2 separate regions of the Homo sapiens genome follow, and region 2 is linked to region 1. The links are chromatin contacts, found by Hi-C or POLR2A ChIA-PET in ENCODE. All regions are on one chromosome and are shown on one strand. The core of a region is the stretch at or near the end of the contact, and the rest is flanking DNA. Distances in the headings are between cores, read along the strand shown. Region 1 has its middle 190 kb from the start of KLF4. Region 2 overlaps LOC105376208 (a long non-coding RNA gene).

The links. Hi-C counts contacts between places; a loop is a spot of excess contacts on that map. ChIA-PET counts read pairs that join two places held with the same protein, here RNA polymerase II (POLR2A). Pooled maps may share reads with other maps.
Region 2: a map of heart left ventricle shows a loop between it and region 1 (2.9-fold over the local background). The contact joins two enhancer-like sites. A Hi-C loop is called at or near these places in 3 of 168 maps with a recorded cell type or tissue (CD14-positive monocyte, gastrocnemius medialis and heart left ventricle) and 6 of 50 pooled maps. POLR2A ChIA-PET finds 5 or more read pairs at or near these places in 1 of 52 experiments (GM12878).

Annotation. Positions count from the first base shown.
Region 1 is chr9:107,679,026-107,686,512 of GRCh38, reverse strand. No RefSeq gene overlaps it. Among named protein-coding and RNA genes, the nearest start is that of KLF4, 190 kb to the right of the region's middle. Within about 2 kb of position 2,777, at least 7 of the 41 ENCODE cell types and tissues checked have a DNase peak (open chromatin) inside an H3K27ac peak, as active enhancers do.
Region 2 is chr9:107,764,454-107,771,940 of GRCh38, reverse strand. All of the region lies in intron 2 of LOC105376208 (a long non-coding RNA gene), which reads right to left. The region is part of intron 2 of LOC105376209 (a long non-coding RNA gene); the gene reads left to right. Among named protein-coding and RNA genes, the nearest start is that of KLF4, 280 kb to the right of the region's middle. Within about 2 kb of position 3,577, at least 5 of the 41 ENCODE cell types and tissues checked have a DNase peak (open chromatin) inside an H3K27ac peak, as active enhancers do.

The DNA.
Region 1 (7,487 bases), core at 1,528-4,027:
CCCTCTCCAGCGGACTAAAGGAGAAGATCCAGACTAAGAATCAATGTGAAGTTGGAAGAGGGAGACACTTATAGATCTTTGGGAAATGACTCTATGGGGCTTTACTTCTACAGGAAGAGAAGCTCAGACATCAAGACAAGGGGACTTGTTGAAAATGTGGAATAAAAGAAGTGGAATCAGATCATCAGGTGACCTGAATGCGAAGGCATTGGCCTTCTAGAAGAAAACGCTGTAAATTCAGATGACAAGGAGGTGCTGTGGTGAACAGGGACTCCAACCAAGGAAAAATTCTCTCCACATTTTACAGGCATTAAAGGCTGGTGAGGAAAGCTGTGTTCTTGGCTGAGGTTCTTATTCAGCTGATTACAGAGAGCAACACATACATGCATGACTAACAACCCCATAATAGGCCCTTCCTTTTGAGCTGTAATGGGAGCCACACTGACAGATGTGATGGGTGTTCTCAGCAACCCTCGAGGAGTGACAACTGCAGCGCTCACTTACAAAAAACAGGTGAGACTCACTCTTGAAATGTTCTAGCTGTTGGCCTGTGAGTGGGCTGGGTTCCCCAAGCATCCTAAACGTTTCCTCTGCCCATTTGGAAGGGTGATCCTACCATCTTAGCTGGGAGACCCTGTGAGGGCCTTCCTTACCTCCTTTTGGAGGCTCACTTTTCATATCTGTGAAATACAGGTAACATCACAAACAACTTTGAAGGGTGAATGTGAGAAAATGATGAGAAAATAGATGCGAAGGTTCTCAGGAAACTAAGAAAGATTAATAAATGTCAAAGGTTAATCCTATTTTTTACAAGCCAAGAACTTTACCTGGCATTCATTTCTGCATATTTCTGAGAAAATATGTGGTCTGCTTCTGTGCAAACCATCCAAAGTGTAAGCATTTTTTTTTCTTGATAAAGAATAACTTCTTCTCTTAAAAGGGAAGTGATGCTTTGCAAATGGCAAGCACATCAGAAATTTTGAGTATAGTCTTCTCAATGCCTCTCAGAGACAAAGGATAGCCCACCAGCATCTGCGACGGCTCTGAATGGGCAGAAGGCAAATGGAGCTGACCACAAGGCAAGGAGAGAAGGCTTTGCAACAAAGTCCTCTCCAAAGGAAACCACCAGTGACTTGCCACATCTCTGCAAGAGCTTAGAAACTAAAGAAAAAATGAACAGCTCAATTTCTTTTTTTTTTTTTTCTTTTTTTTGAGACCAAGTCACGCTCTTATTGCCCAGACTGGAGTGCAATGGTGCGGTCTGGGCTCACTGCAACTTCCACCTCCCAGGTTCAAGCGATTCTCCTGCCTCAGCCTCCAGAGTAGCTGAGATTACAGGCGCCCACCACCACACCCAGCTAATTTTGTATTTTTAGTAGAGACGGGGTTTTACCATATTGGCCAGGATGGTCTCGAACTCCTGACCTCGTGATCCGCCCACCTTGGCCTCCCAAAGTGCTGGGGTTACAGACGTGAGCCACCGCACCTGGCCTCAATATCTTAACATGTGCAGGCTAGGGAGAGTTTAACAAAATTTGTTTATTTGTAATTATTCGTAAGATTGATTTTTCTTTGTGACGGTATCTTATGTTCATGAGTTTGCTTAGAAAACACTTTCACTCTCATTATTTTATATAATCCTCACACCAAGCCATGCAGCTAGATAGTATTGTTATCGTTATTATTCCTTCTTAAGAGCTGAAGAAACTGAAGCTCTGAGGGACATGCGATCGACAGCAGGACTGTGATGCCAGAATCCCCAGTCCCCAAGGGCAGGACCCTGTCTTCCATCCCTCTTAGTGTCGGGTCTGTTGCTCCAAGCAGAAGGCTGTACATGCTTCCTAACTGAAGTATCTTGTTTGTTCCTGTGTGTATTCATTCCACACATACATGTTGGGCACAAATAAACGTTGTCGTGGATAACGACAAATTCGTATGTGAACTTAACTCTGCTTAAAACCTAGTGGGGAAAGGTGTGAGGGGAAGGAAAGGCAGGAGCCCCACAACCCTTTAGGATCAGCACTCCTGTAAGAAGAAGCATAAGCAGATCACAGTAGCTGAAGAAATTGGATGAGTCACCGTTGTCTAAACCAGTGGTTCTCAAACTTCTCTCTGAAGTAGGATTAGGCCTGGGCCTTGTTGTTTTTCCAGAGTTCCCTAGGTGATTCTGATAGTGACCAAAGTTTAAGTGACCACTGTTCTAAGTGAACTTTCCTCAGGGATGAGATTCCATAGGTGGTGACTCTGAATTTTTGTCTGCTTCTTCTCTGGCACCAGTATGGGGAGCGGGGCTTCCAATAGAGGTCAGTGGTTGACCTCTGCACATCGAGGCATTACTCCCATGTGAATCCACAGGACTCAGTCAGGGTTGCCAGGCTCTAGCTTAGGACTTGAGGAGGGGGACAGCGACCTGGGGGAAAGCTGGCTGGGGTGCTCTGTCCCTCCAGGGAAGGATATTGTCCCAGCAGCACTGTCAGGACGCCTTGCCAACACACACTTTTGCTCTTTAAATAGGGCTTTGTTCAATGAACATTGACTAAGCTGCTCTGGTGCTGGGGCAGAACCAGAGATGAATCAGGCAAATGTACCTTCAAGGACCTCCCTGGTTAGTGGGAGAGACACACACCTCTAATATAACTATCAGAAGTGCTGTAAAAAAGACAGGAGCCCTGGGAGGGAACACTTCAGTCAGCCTGGCCAGGGAAAGCTTCCTAGAGGAAGTGACATTTGAAATGTCAGAGTCCACAAAGCAGGGAAGGGGAAGCAAGTTCTCAGCAGAGAAAGCAGCTGGTGGCAAGGCCAGAGGGTGCCTGGGAAGAGTGTAGCTAGGAGGCTGGTGTAACAATGAGGCAGGATGTTGGGGACAGAGAAGAGGAAGGGGTGGCCAGATGAGAGGGTCCTGGAGCCCCAAGCAAGAGAGTTGTCTTAATTCTCCACAATGGGGAGCCTTCCCTTTCTCCTTACCCTTTGTTTTCTTCTCTGCCTTACTCTCCCCTTTAGGAGGTAAACAAAGGAGGAAGGGAAGGGGATGCAGAGGGAGAAGGGAGAGAGGAAGAGAGCCATTCCGCTTCCATTTTGGTTGGCTCCACCTTGAAATGCTATTGCTGTGTTTTATATGGAATTAGTAAGTTAATGACTTCTGACTCCATGAGAGACATCAGTGCTGGAGCTTCAACCCAGGAGGGCTGGGCTTAGCTCTGGGCACAGTTTAGGTAGGTCCAGTACAGCCTAGACTAGCGGTTTCCAACCTCTTGATCTCAAGGGCCATCCCTCACCTCCCGTGACGTTACTTAGGCTTTCAGTGCCTGTTGATTATGAATATACAAAAGGAAAAAAGCCAGCTGTTAATTCAGGTGCACTCTAGAGTAAACTTGCATTCGTTCTAGACAGTAGGATCCATACACATCTAAAAATCTGTTAGTGTGCAATAACTTTCATCAAAGGCCAATAGCACACATTGACAAACATTTGTAACATATGTGATAGAGCAAGGACTAATGCCTTTTATATAAAGAGTTCTTACAAATTACAAAGAAAAAACTCAACAACTCAAAAGGAAAAAAAAGGAATGGGCAAATGACATTAGCAATGGTGTTCACAGAAAAAGAAATAGAAATGTTTTAACTTCCCTCATAATGAAATATACACATATATATGGAATATATTATATATAAATATATATATAAGAAATATCTTTTTAAAAAAAAAATCTGGTAGAGTAGCAAAGACTAAAATGAAAAGGTGTCAACGGGAGCCACTTTCATCCACCCCTGGGAAAGTGTTAATAAGAACAAATTATTTGGAGGGCAATTTGACCACATCTATCAACATTAAAATATACTGTATTACTTGACACAGAAATTCCACTTCTAAACATTTATTCCTCATATAAAATCACACATGTTCTCAAAGGACATCCAATAAGCTGGATTCAATAAGGGGCGATCATAATGCTGCTTTATTTTTGCTCACCCTGTGAACTTATTCACTGGGTCCCTTATTTCCAAAGAGCAGTCTCTGTAATTTAAAAGCACACATTCCAGCATGTTTGCCAGAACTCTGAACAAATCTCATTTGAAAATTTCTCCCTTCTTCAGCCCAGGTCTGCTTCAAACTTAAATGCCAGCTGTGGGGGAAGGGGGAGACAAGGTTGTCCCCCCTCTTCCTCTCACCTCTTCACCCTCAGTATCTCCCTACCTGGGACAGGACCCAGAAAAAGAGGAAATAGGGAAGGGGGCAGAGCTTCCCAAGGCTGGTCCTGCTGGGAGCCGGGGATGCTGCCCTCTGGGCTGGGTGGTGTGTGTAGGTTCCCCAGGCATTCCGCCCTTGGGAACTCACTGGCAGTCGCCTGAATGCAGTGAGGCCTCCTCCTGGCTGCTGCTTTCTGAGTCTATCTGTTGGACTGTTGGGCTTCCAACAGTCCCTCCTCTGCCTTTCAAAGGGCGCTGTCAGGAAAAGCCCCATTCTAGGTGGCTCTAGTCTATCTCTTTCCTGCTGGCCCCTTTTTGGTTCCCAGACAACAGGGCTTTTTGCTCTCCTCTGCTGGTGGACGCTCCCTTGCTCCCGGGAGGAGGAAGGGTGTTCTCTCTTTTTCTCTCTCTGTCACCTCAGGCCAGCCCAGCCTCAGCTTCTCTTTCCTGGTCTTAAGCTCCCAAATTCAGGTTCCAGGGACCAACGCTGAGCTCTCCCTTTCAGGCTTTCTCAGTTGGCTTTCTCCAGCCGACCCTCTCCTGGGAGATGAGGGTGGGGAGAGACAAAAGACACTGTGACAGGATTCACCAGAGACTGCCTCCCCTCCCAGCCTCTGAAGGCTGGTGTCAGGCAAAGGATGGTCCATGCTGGCAGAATACCAGGGCCTGCCAAGGTGGTCTAGCACCTCATTTAACATTGGGGAGGGAGATATTCAAGTACCTATTGTATGGTTTCTAGCGATTTGCAGTCTCAGCCGGAAACTGAGACTTAAAGAGTTCCATTTTAACATCCTGTTATATGTATATGCCACACACATCATTTACAACATTGTTTATAATAGAAAAAAACATAACCTAAATGGGCTGGGCACAGTGGCTTATACCTGTAATCCCAGCACTTTGTAGGCTGAGGCGGGTGGATCACTTGAGGTCAGGAGTCCAAGACCAGCCTGGCCAACATGGCGAAACCCCGTCTCTATCAAAAACACATGAATTAGCTAGGTAAGGTGGCGCACGCCTATAATCCCAGCTACTCGGGAGGCTGAGGCAGAAGGATCACTTGAACCTGGGAGATGGAGGTTGCAGTGAGCTGAGATTGCGCCACTTCACTCCAGCCTGGGTCACAGTGAAACTCCATCTCAAAACATAAAAAATAGCCTAAATGCCTGGTAAATCACTTATAGAACAACCGCACCATAATCTGCATATGTCATTATAGGAAAAGCTCTATGTGATATATTGTAAAGTTAAAAAAATGCACAGTGTAGCACACCAGGGCGTCCCATTTGTGCATGAATGTTTTCTGAAGGGGCATTTTATTATATACTTGATTGTATTTGCACAGAAATTCTGGAGATGAGACTGAAAATCGGCATGGTAAGGAGACCTACTACTCATTGTATAACTTTTAATACTTTTTGAATTTGTGTCATAATACATGAGTTTTATAACTCTAAAACCTATTATTAGGAGATAAACAAATATAAACACAGTTTATTGTGTTCCTTTTTAGAAAGCATTGGCTTTATCCACAAAAGCAATAAGCCCTCCAGCAAACAAAATGGAAATATAAAAGGAAAAAAAAATCTATAGAAAATACCTATAAAGAATATAACGGAGGCAGGACGCAGTAACTCACCCCTCCAATTCCAGCACTTTGGGAGGCCAAGACAGGAGGATCACTTGAGCTCAGGAGTTCAAGAGTAGTCTGGGCAAAATAGTAGGGCCCTGTCTCTACAAAAACAAAAGCAAACAAAAAAAAAAGTTTTAAAAAATTAGCTGGACATGGTGGTGCATACCTGTAGCTTTAGCTACTCAAGAAGCTGAGGCAGGAGGATTGCTTGAGCCCAGGAATTCAAGGTTGCAGTGAATTGCACTACACTCCAGCCTGGGCAAGGACCTGAGCAAGACTCTGTCTCTAAAAAATAAAAACAGAAAAAGAAAAAAAATGAAAAATATATTTCCCACAAAACTTTGTTAACCCCATCTTCCATCTTCCAAAGGTCATACAAGGTAATCACTTTATACATTTTCTTCTAGATATTTCTCTATGACTTTACAACATGTATAATTTTTCAAACCAGAAATGGAATCACATTATACAGAACGTTCTTTTTATTTTATCCCTTTTTTTTTTTTTTTTTTTGAGATAGGATCTTCTTCTGTTGCCCAGACTAGAGTGCAGTGGCATGATCACAGCTCACTGCAGCCTCAAACTCCTGGGCTCAAGTGATCCTTCTGCCTCAGGCTCCTGAGTAGTTAAGACTACAGGCACATCCTACCACACCCAGCTAAACTTAATTTTTTGTAGAGATGTTGCCTTCTTATACTGCCCAGGCTCAGAATGTTCTGAAGCCTTTTTTTTTTTCCACTTTAAAATAGGCCAAGCGCAGTGGCTCATATCTGTAATCCCAGCACTTTGGGAGGCTGAGGCAGGAGGATTGCTTGAGCCCAGGGGTGTGAGATCAACTTGGGCAACATAGTGAGACCCATCTCTACAAAAAATTTTTGTAAAAATTAGTCAGCCATGGTGCTGTGCATCTATAGTCTCAGCTACTAAGGAGGCTGAGATCAGAAGATCATTTGAGCCTGAGAAGTTAGGGTTGCAATGAGCTGTGATGGTGCCACTTCACTTTGGCCTGGCAACAGAGCAAGACCCTGTCTGAAATAATTAATTAATTAATTTTTAAAATAAAAGTAATGTAGACCCAGCGTGGTGGCTCACGCCTGTAATCCCAGCACTTTGGGAGGCCGAGGTGGGTGGATCCCGAGGTCAGGAGTTCGAGACCAGTTTGACCAACATAGTGAAACCTCATCTCTACTAAAAATACAAAAAATTAGCCAGGTGTGGTGGTGTGCTCCTGTAATTCCAGCTACTCAGGAGGGTAAAGCAGGAGAATCATGTGAAACTGGGAGGCAGAGGTTGCAGTGAGCCGAGATCACGCCATTGCACTCCAGCCCCAGTGACAGTGTGAGACTCCGTCTCAAGAAAAAAATAAATAAATAAGATAAAAGTAATCTAAAATATTCCTTGGACAAGCTTCCAAGTCAGCACATTTAGACTCACTCCATTCCTCTCAACCTTTGAAACAGTATACCTCCGGCCGGGGGCGGTGGCTCACGCCTGTAATCCCAGTGCTTTGGGAGGCCGATGCGGGAGGATCACGAGGTCAGGAGATCGAGACCATCCTGGCTAACACGGTGAAACCCCGTCTCTACTAAAAATACGAAAAAAAAAAAATTAGCTGGGTGTAGTGGCATGCACCTGTAGTCCCAGCTACTCAGAGGCTGAGAAGG
Region 2 (7,487 bases), core at 2,328-4,827, 85 kb before region 1:
AAGATAATTTATGTGAAGTGCCTAGCACAGTGCCTGACTCCTAATAAACATTCAATAATTCAGTTAGCTCTCAGGTTATGGGACCTTTCACTGAGGTATGCTTGGTAGGAAAGCCAGCATGAGGCAGTGAGAGAACACTGGGTGAGGATAACTGTCTATCACTGCCATGAATGCACTGCATGACCTTCACTACCCTGTGAAGCCTCCCCTGATGGACTTGGGACTCCATTACTTGCACCTTCACGGTATCTCATTTGTGTCTCCATTAAGGTATTGATCACAATGCAGTCATGGTCCATTTGCACTTCTATCTCCCCAGCAGACTTCAAGCATTGTGGGATCAGGGACTGGCCTTCTTTTCTCTCTATTTGTAGGCCTGCTACAGTGCCTAATGCAAGTGCCTGTTTATGAAATGTGGTTGAGTTAATAAATTAATGAATGAAGGTTATATAATTGTGAAACTTCAAGTCAACATCACTCTGCAGAAGCAAGTTGTCCATGGCCTTACTGGTAGCAATCCTCTCAATCTCCTATATTCAAAGTCTCTTCCAGTTCTTAACAGTTTTATAAAACTACTGGTTAAAGGGGGCAATTTTTCATCCTAATAAATGCAAAACCTTAATACTCATACTCCTGGCACAATTTATAAAGAATCATTGACACTGATTAATAGTTCTAATCAAGATTACAGAAGTTTTTAATTAAGCAGCTGCCAAACAAAACAACATAGAATACTAATTAATGAAGTAGAATCTTCTCTCCCTTTTTTCCTGAGGCATCTATCTAGTCTTTTTTTGACTCAGTCTCTACCTCAGTAAAATAAAATACATAAACAAATATTATTTATTGAGCACTTTCTATGTGTTATTCAGTACTCCAAGCATTTTACATATAATAATTTCTTAAGTCTTTATAACAACTTTATGAGGTAGATTTCATTCTTACTATCAACACATCAGGAAATTGATGCACAAAGAGATTAAATATCTTGCCTGAGGTCACTCAGCTAATAAGAGGGCCAGCAGGAATTTGAATGTATAGACATATGGCCTCCAGGGCCTCTGGTCTTAATCCCTACTCAAGATAACATATTATTTTACTCAACATTTAATAATAGCATGCATAAAATGTAAACCATGTCCAAAATTCTTTATTGTGTTCATTCTCACTGACTTCAGCTTCTAAAGGATTTCCCTTAGTATCTCTAGTGAGAGGTTTTATTTTAATTCAGGAAGGCAAAAGGTGGGCTAAGCTCATCTATGCCTCTGATCAGTTGAAGACTCTTCAGCTTTGGACTGATTGTCATTCTGGCCAGGAGCCTTTGGGCAGGGAATTAGTTCTGTCCTAAGGTGGCTGATGAAAAGTGGATTTGGACACCTTCTTTTAGCTCTTCTCACCCTAATCCTGCTCTGAAGAGGAAGAGAAGGAGGGAGAATGACATCTATTGAGCACCTGGTTTATTACCAAAATACATACTTTTGCTAAATTCCTGGCCTTATAACGTTTGCATTATTTTCTCCATTTTATAGGTGAGGGAACTGGAGTTCAGAGAGGTAGAGTGACTTACCCAAGGTCACTCAGATAAACTGTGGCACTGACCACACAACCCTGGTCTTTCTGGCTCCAAAGCCCAAGACTACCTTTCCCAGTGCCAAACGAGGCTTTCCACAGCCTCTTGTTCCAGCAGTGTCCTGAGGGAGGGAGAGATTTGGCCTGCTCATGAGGCTCCAGTCTATGTTTCCATGACAAGGCCATGTGGTCAGCACAATGCAAGTGGGAGGAAGCCTGCATCAGCCAGGGCGTGAATGAGGGCTGCAAGTCAGGAGCTCAGCACCTCCCATCCATCTGCCTTACCTCCCACAATTTAACTATTACCCTCACCGCCCACCCCCAAGATCAGGACAGGAGAGAAGATGCTGGGATTGTATGCGTGCTTCTGTGTTGGCCTTGCAGTGAGAGATGATCAAGAAATACTTAGAAACTCTATGTGCATGCAATTTGGGTACCTCCTGAGTGTGAAGAGCTCATTGATCCCATTGCAAGTATTGGTGGGCCATCAGATGAAAGCTCCAAATTCATAGTCCCCCTAAGAAAACCACCCCATTAAAACACTAATGAACACACTAGCAGGAAGGGAATGGAGGAGAGAAAAGGAAGCAGATGATATTCTTTCAAAACCAAGGATTCCTCAGTAATTCTTTTCCAGGTTTCCAATTCTAGCTCTATGAGAATCATCCACTGTTATCTTGGGGAAGTGACTTGATCTTTCTCAAGTGACTTCGTCTGTAAAAGGGTGGTAGTAATACTCATCACTGGGCATGGTGGCTTAACACAGTGCCCAGCATCCAGTAGGACTTCAATAAATGGTAGGTCCTTTCATTGTCCTTCTCTGTGGAAACAAAGGCTAACAGAACAGAAGTCCTGGAGCTTACAAGAAACTCTAAAAATGAACAAGTTGGAGCCAAAAGGAGGCTGGGAGAGTAGGAATCTTTTGAGCCCTGTAGCATGATGGGGATGAAACTGGTGGGGATGAGGAAGAGAATGAGGCTAATGAGCAGGAAGGGATGGGAATAACCAGGCAGCAGCAGCAGCAAGCACAGTACCTCTGGTTTAGAAGGCTCTGGCCTCTTCCTGCAGACGAAGGGACTGGGGCTCCTGGCAACCTTTGCTGCCTGTCGCACTGTGAGATGAAAGAGACACCGAGGGTATGGGAGGGGGATTGAGAATGAGAAAGGGGCCCCACTTTGGCCCCAGCCTCTAGCGTGACAAGTAAGAGGAGAGGCTCTGGATTCTAGTCCCCCGCTCCCCTGTTTTCTAAGTTATGACCTCCGTAACCCCAGGCAAGTCAGCTTACATCTCTGAGCCTCAGATACCTCATTTGTAAAATGGGCATAATGATAATTCATAACTCAGAATGTCGCAGAAATGGTTAATTGAGGGAAAGTTATGTAAAGCACTTAGTATAGTTTATTCATTTAGAAAACACTCAGAAGTTGTCGTTATTGCTCTTATTATTATTATTATATTTTATCTTAATGATTGTTACAGGGCCCCTGTGAAGTCGCTTTTATGCAACTCTTTTATGCTCTTTGAAAAGTCTCTGTAACAGAATCCCGCATTGTGGCTCAAAATGAGTTAATGCTGCCAAACGTCAAATGGGGTTGCATTCATTGCTATTCACTGGGCCACTCTGAACCTCAGTTTCCTCATCTGAAACCCAGGATGGTCTGGACACTGCAGGGTTATTGGGAGGACTCCACGAGGCAGGAAATGGAAAGTGGCAAGCACCAGGCTTGGCACAGAGAAAGGCTTGAGAAATGGGAGTTCCCTTTCTTTTCCTGCTGGCTTCCTGGGAAAGTGCACAAATCCAGGTTAAGGACCCCCTGGGGCTTCTCTGGTCACCTGACCGGAGAGTTAGGGTGGAGAGCAGGAAGGGGGTGGTGTGATGTGGAACAGGTCAATTTCTTTTTCCCTGTGACCCTGCAGTTTGGAAACACACTCCCTATCTGTAGTGCTATTCTCCTGCCGGTCGGTCCCACCGTGGTCATTCCCAGAACAATGGCAGGATACAGGCCTGTGCTTACGAGCAATGGCATGCAGCCGTTTGAGCCAGGTTGAGTTGGACCAGGCCAAACGGGGCTTATCCTAGGCATAGAGAGGGCCAACAGCCTCGACATCAAATGCAGCAGCCTCCTGCTGCGGCCCTGGAGTTTTCACCTACTGCAATTGTCAGGGAGATCCAAGAGTTAAGTCCAAGGAGTTAGGGAGTTCTTGGAGACCTGGCCGAGAGGTGACAGAGGGACTCAAGGCTCCCTGGAGCATTGATTTGAGGGGCTCCACACTTGCAGATTTCCCTCCCACTCCTATGGGCACCAGTTGGAGTTTGGATTCCTAGTGTACCCTAACAGATCTTTACCAGACCCTATGCTTTCCCTGATGATAATATAATAAGCTGCCAGTTTTTTACTGGCCAATTACTAAGCACAGTCAAATCATTATTTGCAGATTCCATATTTGCAAATTTGCTTACTCGCTAAATTTACTTATAACCCCAATATTAACATGTGCAGTGTTTCGGCATTTTCATGGCTGTTCACAGACAAGCACAGAACAGCAAAAAAAAATAGTTGCTTGATGCACACACACATTCCCAGCTGAGCGAGGCCATGCTGTACCTTCTTTATTTTCTTTTATTTTTTTTTTCCAAGATGGAGTCTCACTCCGTCACCCAGGCTAGAGTGTAGTGGCGTGATCTCAGCTCACTGCAACCTCCTCCTCACGGGTTCAAGAGATTCTCCTGCCTCAGCCTCCTGAGTAGCTGGGATTACAGGTGCATGCCACCATGCCCAGCTAATTGTTGTATTTTTAGTAGAGATGAGGTTTCACCATGTTGGCCAGGCTGGTCTCACACTCCTGACCTCAGGTGATCCACCCTCCTTGGCCTCCCAAATGCTGGGATTATAGGTGTGAGCCATCACTTGCGGCCCTCTACCTTTTTTTTCAGCTCTCATCCTATCAACAGGTGTCCTTTCTGCAGTCTATTTAGTGCCATAAATTTCACTTTTTTTTTTTTTTTGCTTTTATTGGAGATTTTACTGTTTGAAATGGTCTCCAGATATAGTGCTGAAGTGCTGTCTGGTGTGTTTAAGTGCAAGAGAGCAGTGATGTACCTTCAGAGAGAATATACATATTAGATACGCTTCATTCAGATATGACTTAAAGTATTCTTAGGCATGAGTTTAATATTAATGAATCAACAATGATATTAAATAAGGTACCTTTAAAAAGAAACACACATACATCATGGTTATGTATTGATCAGTTGACAAAGATGTTGTGACCAGAGATTTTTCAGGAACCTAATCCTGTATTTCCAGTAAGAGCAATGGCTCACTATTCCAGTAATTCAGTGTTTGCAGTGACTTTATAGAACATAATTGCCTCAGAAAAATGGAATGCCACTGTATTTGTTATTTTATGTAATCCTCCAAACAGCCACGGAAATAAATATTATTGTTTCCATTTTACAGAGGTGACAATTGAGGCAGAAGGAAATGGGCTTTCCTAAGGTCACCCTGCCCAAAAGTGGATTAAACTGATCTGCCTGTAGTGTTTGCATCCTTCCCCCTGCACTGGGCTGCTGTTTGAGGGACTACTTCCCAGAGGGCTGGTGTGGCTCTCACATTCATATGAGCAGGATGTGTGAGCAGGCCCAGAGCACTGAGATACAGCCTTGTTCTCACCTTATGAGGAAACTGAAGTCTGAAGAGAGCAAGTGTTAGATCCAAGAGACTCATGGCGGCTGACCAGAGACCCACTGCAACATTTGCATCCTCTGCCTTTACTAGAGAGTACTACATGAAGTAATTTTGGTTCCTAAAACCTCATTTTGTAAGATTCCCATGAGCCTTTCTTTGGGGGGAAAATACTGACTTGTTTTCTTTTTTCTTTTTTTTTTCTTTCTGAGACAGGGACTTGCTCTGAAACCCAGGCTGGAGTGCAGTAGTTTCATCACTGCTCACTGCAGTCTTGATCTCCCAGGCTGAAGTGACTCTCCCACCTCAGCTTTCCGAGTAGCTCGGACTACAGGAGCATGCCACCAAGCCTGGCTGATTTTTCTGTATTTTTTGTAGAAATAGGGTCTCACTATTCTGCCCAGGCTGGTCTCAAACTCCTAGGCTCAAGCCATCCATCTGCCTTGGCCTCCTATAGTGCTGGGATTACAGTTGTGAGCCACCATGCCTGGCCTGATTTTCTGAAAAAAAAAAAAAAAAAAAAACAAATTTATATATATCAAGCACCAGGCACTTACATCATTTATTCTCACAACAACTCTGAGAGGTACAGGGTATTACCCCTATAATTGTCCTTATAGAAGCTCTGCCCACATGCCTTCATTATTAACCTCTGCACACCAAAGGCTGCTTAACACAAAGTGAGCACATGTAATTTTCTTTTTTTCTGGTCATAAGAGTCTATTTGGCCCAAGCACAGGGCAAGGCAGAGGGCATAGAATCAATGCCCCTGTGAACAGCCCTCTGACATAGTACAGCTTCCTTGCTTCTCTGTTGGTTCAGCCTTTAGTCATGATCCATACCATCACCCAGGGCTCTCCATGGGACTGAGCTCCAGTAGCTTATAATAGCAACTGGCTTGATGATATTTCCCTCCCCTCTGTGTCTCAGATCTAGCAAAATTTGTTGGGGCCTCCTTCCAAATAAACTACCCGCACTCAGATAACAGCTTTCCATCAAAAGGACAATGTTCTGGGAACATGGACGGGAAGTGGTAGTGGTGGAAGCTCTGTTTTTTTTTTCCCATTTATCCTTCATTTCTCCATTATTTATCCTTTATTTCCATTATTTTTTTCATTTATCCTTTTATTTCTCTCAATTTTCATTTTATATATTTTAAAGATTGATATGAGTGAATACAAATTTGTAAATGTTATGTCTTACAACTGAATTGATCTCTTTATCATTAAAAAAATTCTTCTTTATTTTTGGTAATATTTTTGGTAACATTCCCTCTGAGAACTAAACAAGACAAGAATGCCCACTCTCACCACTCCTCTTCAACATAGTACTGGAAGTCCTAGCCAGAGCAATCAGACAAAAGAAAGAGATAAAGGGCATCCAAATCGATAAAGGGGAAGTCAAATTGTCACTGTTTACTGACAATATGATCGTTTACCTTGAAAACCTTAAGGACTCCTCCAGAAAGCTCCTAGAACTGATAAAAAAAAAATTCAGCAAAGTTTCCAGATACAAGATTAATATACACACATCAGTAGCTCTTCTACACACCAACAGGGACCAAGCAGAAAATCAAATCAAGAACTCAATCTCTTTTACAATAGCTGCAAAAAATAATAAAATAAAATACTTAGGAATATATCTAACCAAGGAGTTGAAAGACCTCTACAAGGAAAACTACAAAACACTGCTGAAAGAAATCATAGATGACACGACCAAATGGAAACACATCCCATGCTCATGGATGGGCATAATCGATATTGTGAAAATGACCATACTGCCAAAAGCAATCAACAAATTCAATACAATTCCCATCAAAATACCACCATTATCTTCATAAAATTAGAAAAAAAAATTCTAAATTTCATATGGAAGCAAAAAAGAGCCTGCATAGCCAAAGCAAGACTAAGCAAAAAGAACAAATCTGGAGGCATCACACTATCTGATTTCAAACTATACTATGAGACCATAGTCACCAAAATGGTGTGGTACTGGTGTAAAAATAGACACATTGGCCAATGGAAAAGAATAGAGAACCCAGAAATAATCCCAAATGCTTACAGCTAACTGATCTTTGACAAAGCAAACAAAAACATGAATTGGGGAAAGCACACCCTTTTCAACAAATGGTGCTGGGATAACTGGCTAGCCACATGTGGGAGAATAAAACTGGATCCTTATGTCTCACCTTATACAAAAATAAATTCAAGAAGGAATAAGGACTTAAACCTA